Linked DNA regions of Homo sapiens: region 1 is linked to region 2. Evidence: chromatin contacts called from ENCODE Hi-C or POLR2A ChIA-PET data. All regions are on one chromosome and are shown on one strand. The core of a region is the stretch at or near the end of the contact, and the rest is flanking DNA. Distances in the headings are between cores, read along the strand shown.

What was found. A loop is a pair of places that touch in the nucleus more often than their neighbours do. ChIA-PET counts read pairs that join two places held with the same protein, here RNA polymerase II (POLR2A). Pooled maps may share reads with other maps.
Region 1: a loop to region 2 is called in a pooled map, with 2.1 times the contacts of the local background. The contact joins two enhancer-like sites. A Hi-C loop is called at or near these places in 1 of 37 single-sample maps with no recorded cell type and 5 of 50 pooled maps. POLR2A ChIA-PET finds 5 or more read pairs at or near these places in 2 of 52 experiments (B cell and Panc1).

Annotation. Positions count from the first base shown.
Region 1 is chr3:72,521,698-72,525,306 of GRCh38, forward strand. No RefSeq gene overlaps it. Among named protein-coding and RNA genes, the nearest start is that of RYBP, 77 kb to the left of the region's middle. Within about 2 kb of position 1,799, at least 9 of the 41 ENCODE cell types and tissues checked have a DNase peak (open chromatin) inside an H3K27ac peak, as active enhancers do.
Region 2 is chr3:72,268,136-72,272,037 of GRCh38, forward strand. No RefSeq gene overlaps it. Among named protein-coding and RNA genes, the nearest start is that of LINC00870, 120 kb to the left of the region's middle. RefSeq lists enhancers at 873-2,072, 1,935-2,184. Within about 2 kb of position 2,122, at least 14 of the 41 ENCODE cell types and tissues checked have a DNase peak (open chromatin) inside an H3K27ac peak, as active enhancers do.

The DNA of each region.
Region 1 (3,609 bases), core at 549-3,048, 250 kb after region 2:
CCCTAAGGGGTCTGTTTCTCTCATCTTAAGAAGTTTCTAGGTTGGGCGCTGTACTCATCCCTGTAATCCCAGCACTTTGGAAGGCTAAGGCAGGTGGATCACTTGAATTTGGGAGTTCCAGACCAGCCTGGCCAATATGGTGAAACCCCGCCTCTGCTAAAAATACGAAAATTAGCCTAGCATGGTGGTGCACATCTGTAATCCCAGCTACTAGGGAGCCACAAGAATCACTTGAACCCCAGAGGCGGAGGTTGCAGTGAGCCCAGATCGCACCACTATACTCCAGCCTGGGCAACAGAAAAAAAAAAAAGAGATGTTTTCATCCTTCATATTATTTCTCAAGATGGCATCTGTGAACAACCCAAATATCCATCAATAGTAGAGCAGATAAATAAACTGTGGCATAATCACACAACGGAATACTCCCCAGCATCACAGGGAAATGGAACTGCTACCCACAATGGCATGGATGAATCTCAGAGGTATAATGTTGAGTGAACAAAATCAGACAACAAAGACTACACACTGTAGGATTCCTCTTCTATAAAGTTCAAAAACTCACCTATCATGATCGAGTTACAAAATGGTTATCTTTGGCAGAGGGTATTGACTGGAAGAAGGCACAAAAGAGCCTTCTAGGGTGCTGGCCTGGCCTATATCCTGATTTGGGTGGTAGGTACGTAGGTGTACACATAGGTGCGCACGCATTGAGCTGTATTTTTAGCATTTGTGTACTTCGCTGTGTGTTGCATCTCAGTAAAGCAGTCCCCACCACAAAGACAGCTTCTGGATACAGGCAAGAGCTTAAACAGCTTTGGGTGCTGGAGAAGGAACCGCTCATCTGTGGAAATCCACTGGCCTTCCTGGAGAGGTCTTTCCAAGTAGTCGGCTTGTCCTCTGACGGCACCTGCTGAGGAGTGTCTGGTTCCCCTGCTCACATCTCCTTTGCTTTAACCTCCTGCGATGAGCTCCTGAGCTCAACTCCAGACCTCTGGTTCACCAGTCCTCTTAGCCTTTCAGCCACTACCCTCCTCCAGCTTGGAAACCCTTGGGGTCCTAAGGGCCTGTTGACCTGGACGTCTCTCTCAGCCATTTCTGCTACCCTGGCCTAGCAGCCACTCCCATCTGGGCCTTGTAAAGGAGGGGATGTGCCTCCCCTGTGCCAAAAGGGCTTTCTGCTTACCCCTTTTGTCTGACAGCAACTGCCTGTGATGTTTCCTCTCTATGCGCTGATGTCCTCCCGTTTCCTGGAGCAATCCCGGGAGAAGGGAGGGAGGGAAAGAAACTGTATTGACATGCACAGAAATAAGGCACACTGAGAGGTATTTTAAAATCTATTATGTCCCTTACCCTTGATTTCTTTTAGGTAGAGTCTGGTTTCTTTTCATTATGTGACTTGGGTGATTCAAATCAGCATGGTTAGGATAGAATCACGGTATTTTAGCAATGAAGAGGTTCTTAATCATCATTTCAAATTCCAAGAGGGACGATTTCCAATTGTGTGGTCCTAAGTACATGAACACATTTATTATCCTGCTTCCCACCCAGCCCCCAACACACATAAGCATCACTCATCAATCATTATGATCACCAAGAAGATGCCTCCCGACACATCCACAGTTCTAAATGTCCCAAGGCAGGGTTTAGCCTCATTTGTTTATTTTGCAGATAACGAAATTGAAGCCCAAAGCAGAAAAATGACTTATCCAAGCCCCTGACAAAACAGGGCCTGATTTCCAGTTCCGTGAGATTTGTAGGTCACCCTGTTAACTTTTGGTGTAAGTTTGAGGAACTAAAACGAGGCACTGCAAGGGAACTTCTGTTTCTTACTGAATTTCTGCTTTCCTTTCTGGCAGTAGAAGCTGTCCCATGTCACTTCCTCTTTCCCTCCCTGAGAGTTAGCAGATAGCGTGGTGCCAGAGCCATTGCTTCCCTCTCAAGCAGAGGGGCAGTGGAGGCATGTCTGAGAACTTGCTGGCAGACACACCCAGTGTGGACCTGCCCTATTTATCCACACTCTCCACCCTGACCACATTAGACAGATATGCAAACACTCAGCATCCGGCAAACCCCCCACCACCCTCCCGGCCAAGTCTCATCACAGATCCATAAAAGACAGTGAAAATACACCGAGGTCTGATTTATTCTACTTTAGATGCAAAGACTGCTCCATCCCATCACCCCATGTCATTCAGATACAGGCGGCTTGATGCTGGCAGCATGTGGAGCAAAGTAAGTGAGGAGGAGGTTCAGCACAGTGGCTGGGAACACAGGAGTTAGAGCCATTCGTTCATGCATTCATGTAAGCACTCATTCATTCATGCATGCAAGCATTCAAGCACTGGTTCATTCATTCTCCATTCCAGTGTTTATTGAGCTCTTACAATCGTTGGGTTCATTCTGGGCATCAGGTAACATGCTGGTAAACACAATAGATGTGTTCCCAACCTTGTGAACTTACAGTCTCTAGATTGAGCTCAAAACCTGGCCCTGCCACTGAACACCTATGTGGCCTTGGGTGAATTGCTGAATCTCTCTGAACCTCTACCTCTTCATCAATAAAACAGGAAAATAGAAATAGAGTTGTGAAGAGTAAGTATAAAAAAGGATGGGAAGGAACTAGCCCAGTTCCTGGTATATAATAGGTGGTAAGTAGGTCACAGTTACTATTATTGCTAAAAATTTAACATTCGATAGGAACAATCCCTAAATCCGTATACCTAAAACCTGGACATGAAATTTTGGCTAAGAGCTCTATATTTTACCTAAATTATGTATAATAAACCAGCTTTTTTCAAAGATGTGTAGTTGTATATCATAAATCAAATACACATATATATAAGGTGTATATCATAAACAAAAAACCCTATGTGTGTATAGTATGTGTGTGTGTATGTGTGTGTATCTTAACTGGCATGGTATCATAATTTCTATATTCTTTTTTTTTTTTTTTTTTTTTTTGAGGTGGAGTCTTGCTCTGTCGTCCAGGCTGGAGTGCAGTGGCGTGATCCCAGCCTGGCTCACTGCAACCTCCACCTCTCAGGTTCAAGCAATTCTCCTGACTCAGCCAACCAAGTAGCTGGGACTACAGGTGTGTGCCACCACGCCTGGCTAATTTTTATATTTCTAGTAGAGACGGGGTTTCACCGTGTTGGCCAGGCTGGTCTTGAACTCCTGACCTCAGGTGCTCCCCACCACCCAACCTCGGTCTCCCAAAGTGGTGGGATTACAGGCATGAGCCACCGCGCCCGGCTGAGAATTTCTATATTCTAATGTAAGACAATGATACTTTGTATGGATACACAATTTTAAAAGAGGCTTGGGCCAGGTGCTGTGGCTCATGCCTGTAATCCCAACATTTTGGCAGGCTGAGGCAGGCAGATTGCTTGAGCTCAGGAGTTCAAGACCAGCCTGGACAACATGGTGAAACCCCATCTCAAATACAAAAAATACAAAAAATTAGTTGGGCGTAATGGCACATACCTGCAGTCCCAGCGACTCAGGAGGCTGCGGTGGGAAGATCTCTTGAACCCAGGAGGCAGAGGTTGCAGTGAGATGAGATCGCACCACTGCACTCCAGCCTGGGGAACAGAGCAAGACCCCACCTCA
Region 2 (3,902 bases), core at 872-3,371:
CGTCTCAAAAAAATAATAATAACAAAAATAAAAACAAGTAGGTAACCAAAGCAAGACAGCAATGGGGTTGTGCATTCCAGCCCCTGTTTCTTTGTTTCTTCCCCACTCCTGTTTAACAACTGCTCCTCCCAGTCTCCCTCTCAATGTTGTCATCAGTCACCCACTTACAAAGCCCTAGGAGAACGCTATGGGCCGAATTTTTCTCCAAAAATTCACACGGTGAAGTCTTAACTCCCAGTACTTCAGAATGTTTCTGTATTTAGACATAGGGTCTTTAAAGAGGTAGTAAGATTAAATGAGGTCAAATAAGTGGGCCCTAAAGCACGTGACTGTCCGCACTTGGAGATAGGGCCTTCAAAGTAGGGCAGGCCCTAATCCACCTAATCCAATCTGACCAGTGTCCTTATAAGAAAAGGAAAATTGAATGCAGGATGAGAAGGCAGGGGTGCATGCACACAGAGGGGAGATCATGTGAGGACACAGTGAGAAGGTGGCCGAATGCAAGCCAAGATGAGAGGCCTCAAAATGAAACCAAACCTGCAGGCACCTTACTTGGACTTCTGGCCTCCAGAATCATGAGAAATACATTTCTGTTGTGTCAGCCACCCAGTCTATGGCATTTTGTGATAGTAGCCCTAGCACACTAATACAGAGGACTGTATTGTTCAATTAAGGGTGAATTTTCTTGTTGCAGGAGTTGAGAAACAAACCAACCAATCAGAGAACTGACCCTGAAAGAGTAAATCTTTTCCCAGAGAACAGGACTCTCTAGGCATGAGTGAGATACAAATAGTCTTTTCTGCCTCCTCTTCTTCCCAAGAACTGATAAGGTTGAAAGAAAAGAACTCATCCAGGGAGAGAGGGAGTAAAGGATTCTGCTACAACAGCGACACACCAGCATCATCCTGGGAGACCACCTGCTGATGGCCCAGGCCCAGATGTGAGCTCTTCCCAGGCCTGGACACCCCTACTCCCACCTGCTCACCCTCACTAAGCCACAGGTTCTTTCCCATCTTATAACTGCTCCCTGGAACATTCGGCAGCCAGAGTTAGCTAATCCAATCAGTTTAAAGGCGTTTTGCATAAGCCTGATCATAACCCTCACCTGAGCAGTGTTAAAATAAGCAGGCTCCCTGGATCCTCCCCTGGAGATTCTGATTCAGTGGGTTATTTTGAACACATTGTCCAGAAAATTCCAGTGGAGGTGCATTCGGAAAACATTAGACTAATGCCGCTTAGCAGGATGGCCTCTTTTCTGGAACCAGGGCCTTTGAATGGTGGGGCTCTTTGAAACCCATGAGAGTGCCTCTGCAGCACTGCTCTCTGAGTGACCCTGATGTGTGACCCCTGACAGAGCCATTCAGATGAAGGCTAGCGTGGATATATGGTGACCTCCCTGGGCCAGCCTAAGCCACCCTCAGCAAGGACTAAGGAATGGAAATTCCAGGATGCTGGCTGTAGTCACATGGAAAGCAGTACTTTCTGACCATCAGAGCCACTGTGAAACAACAGAATGTGGCCCTTGGGAGGAAGGGAGTTCCCCATACTTGGAGAAACCCAATGATCAAAGGATGAGCTTTGTCAAAGGAAATTGTACCTTTTACTTGACTCAGATGCCCGATAGATGCTTCCTGGAAGGACAAGAGGGTTGTTTAGAGCCTCACTACTCAAAGTGCGGACCACAGGCCAGCAGCATGAGCCTCACTAGGAGCTTTTAAAGACCTCTAACATCAACTTCATGTCCTAAAATTCCAGCCACCTTGATTCAAGGTTAGGCCCTGGCATAAAGACCCTTAAAATCTCCCCAGTTTATTCTAATGTAAAGCCAGGATTAAAAGCCAGAGAGAGCCAGAGACCCCAAGGGTACCATCTAACTAAGATAACAAGAATCTCTGGCTGGGCTGGTGGGGAATAAACTTGTGAGAGAAGGGAAGAAACATTTGTGAAAAGCTGCAGTCTCTTTTTCACTTTCTTTTCTGCTTACTTCAGCAGGAATTTGTCTCCCAGCTGCCAAAAGCAAAATGACTCAGAGAAGTGACATGACCTGCTCAAGGTCACTCCGTGGATGATGCAAGACTAGCAGGCAAGAATATCTTTGGATTCCTGCTCCGGGGCGTGACGACATCCCGGGCCACTGGGGTGGGGCTGCAAAGTATTAAAAAAAAGGAAGAAGACAAGTTTCCCACCCCTAGATACAGCCTGGCAGTTAAAGCAAGTCAAAATCAAAGTACAGCAGACATAGACATTGTAATAAACTTGTCTTGAGTGCTTACGCGTATATGCTAACCACTGCATTTTCTTTATGTGTGTCACATCATTTCATCTCTGGAACAATCTCATGAGAGACTGTTAGGTCCTATTATTAACTCATGTTTTACTCATGAGGACACTGAGGCTCAGAGTGGTGCAGTAATTTGCCCAAGGTAGCACAGCTTGTAGGTATGATAGCAGAGCCGAGATGCAAACTCAAATTCAAGAACCCAAACACCTAAGCACCGTGGACCACTGCTCTTGCCTAAAAACAGGAAGCACAGAGTGAGGGGGACCTCTGTGAAGGCTGACAGACTTAGGAAAGGCTTCCTGGGGGAAGATGCCTTTCTCTGAGCTTGGCTAGAATGGGTCAAAAAAGAGTAGGTGTGCGGGGCAGAGGTGAGGCTGGGGATGGGGAGCAACAGGCATCAAAACTGAGTGCAATCTAGGATTTAAAATTCAGGTATTCATAGCTGGCATGGTGGCAGGTGCCTGTAATCCCAGCTACTCGGGAGCATGAGACATGACACCCACTGGAACAGAGGTTGCAGTGAGCCGAGATTACGCCACTGCCCTCCAGCCTGGGCAACAGAGGGAGACTCCGCCTCAAAAAAAAAATTAAAAATTAAACAAAATCCAGCTATTGGAGGAAAGGGTGGGCTGGTAAGCCCTTTGGCAGAAAGAAGAGGCAGTTTTTGCTCTGAAGCCCTAGAGAAAATGAATTGCTGAAAAGCAGGGATGGAATAAAATGTGTCCCCTTTAGACTGCTGGATGGGTTCTGAGGTCCTGTGAGAGAGGCAGGCAGGGAGACAAGGAGCTGAGGAAGTTGTAGAAGACCCTGGGAGATGCAGGCTTGAGGAGCTTCTTCAAAGAGCCTAACCCCAGCCACCTATGTTGGGCCCAAGCTTGGCGCTGCCCACGAGTTCTGTGGTCTATTTTCATTATCATCCCACTTTACTCTTCTTACTTTGAAGGGAGGCCAGGCTAGAAAGGAAACCAGGCTCAGATGGGGTCAATGTGCTTGTCCAAGGCCACTTAGCTGAGAGGAGCCCAGCCAAGATGGGAACCCGCTTCTGCCTGACCCAACGCCCATCTCACGCGTTGAGGAAATGAGACTTCCTGCAAGGCATGGCAGAGAAAACATGTACTGTTCTCTGCTCCTTCCTGAGAATAACTCACATGCCAGCAAATAAATTTCTAAAAAGTCATAAATAAGCCTGCAAGGTAAAAAAGAAAAGGGAGAAATGCAAGAAGAGATGTCCAAATACATACGTGTGTGTGTGTGTGTGTGTGTGTGTGCATGTATGTATTTGGAGGCTGAAAACAGGTTGGATGAACTAATGTATCAAAGCTGAAAGCTGAACCAAGACAAAGGGGAAACAATGGGAAGCAAAGTGAACTGGGTCCCAGAACCCCAGAAAACCTCAAGAATTCATCAGCTCTGAATAAAAAGTGCTGGGTGGGCTGGAAGCAAGAGGATTGCTTTAAAAATCTTTAAAAATAAAATCTAGATCTCCAGGTTCCTTCCTCAACGCCAGGCAGCAAGGTGACTACCCCTCCTCCAATCCCACAGAAGAAAAGAAGTTTAACTTCTAGCCAGCTTCAGGAAAATAGGCTCTGGATTTGTGGCTTAGGGGCACAATATAGGATAA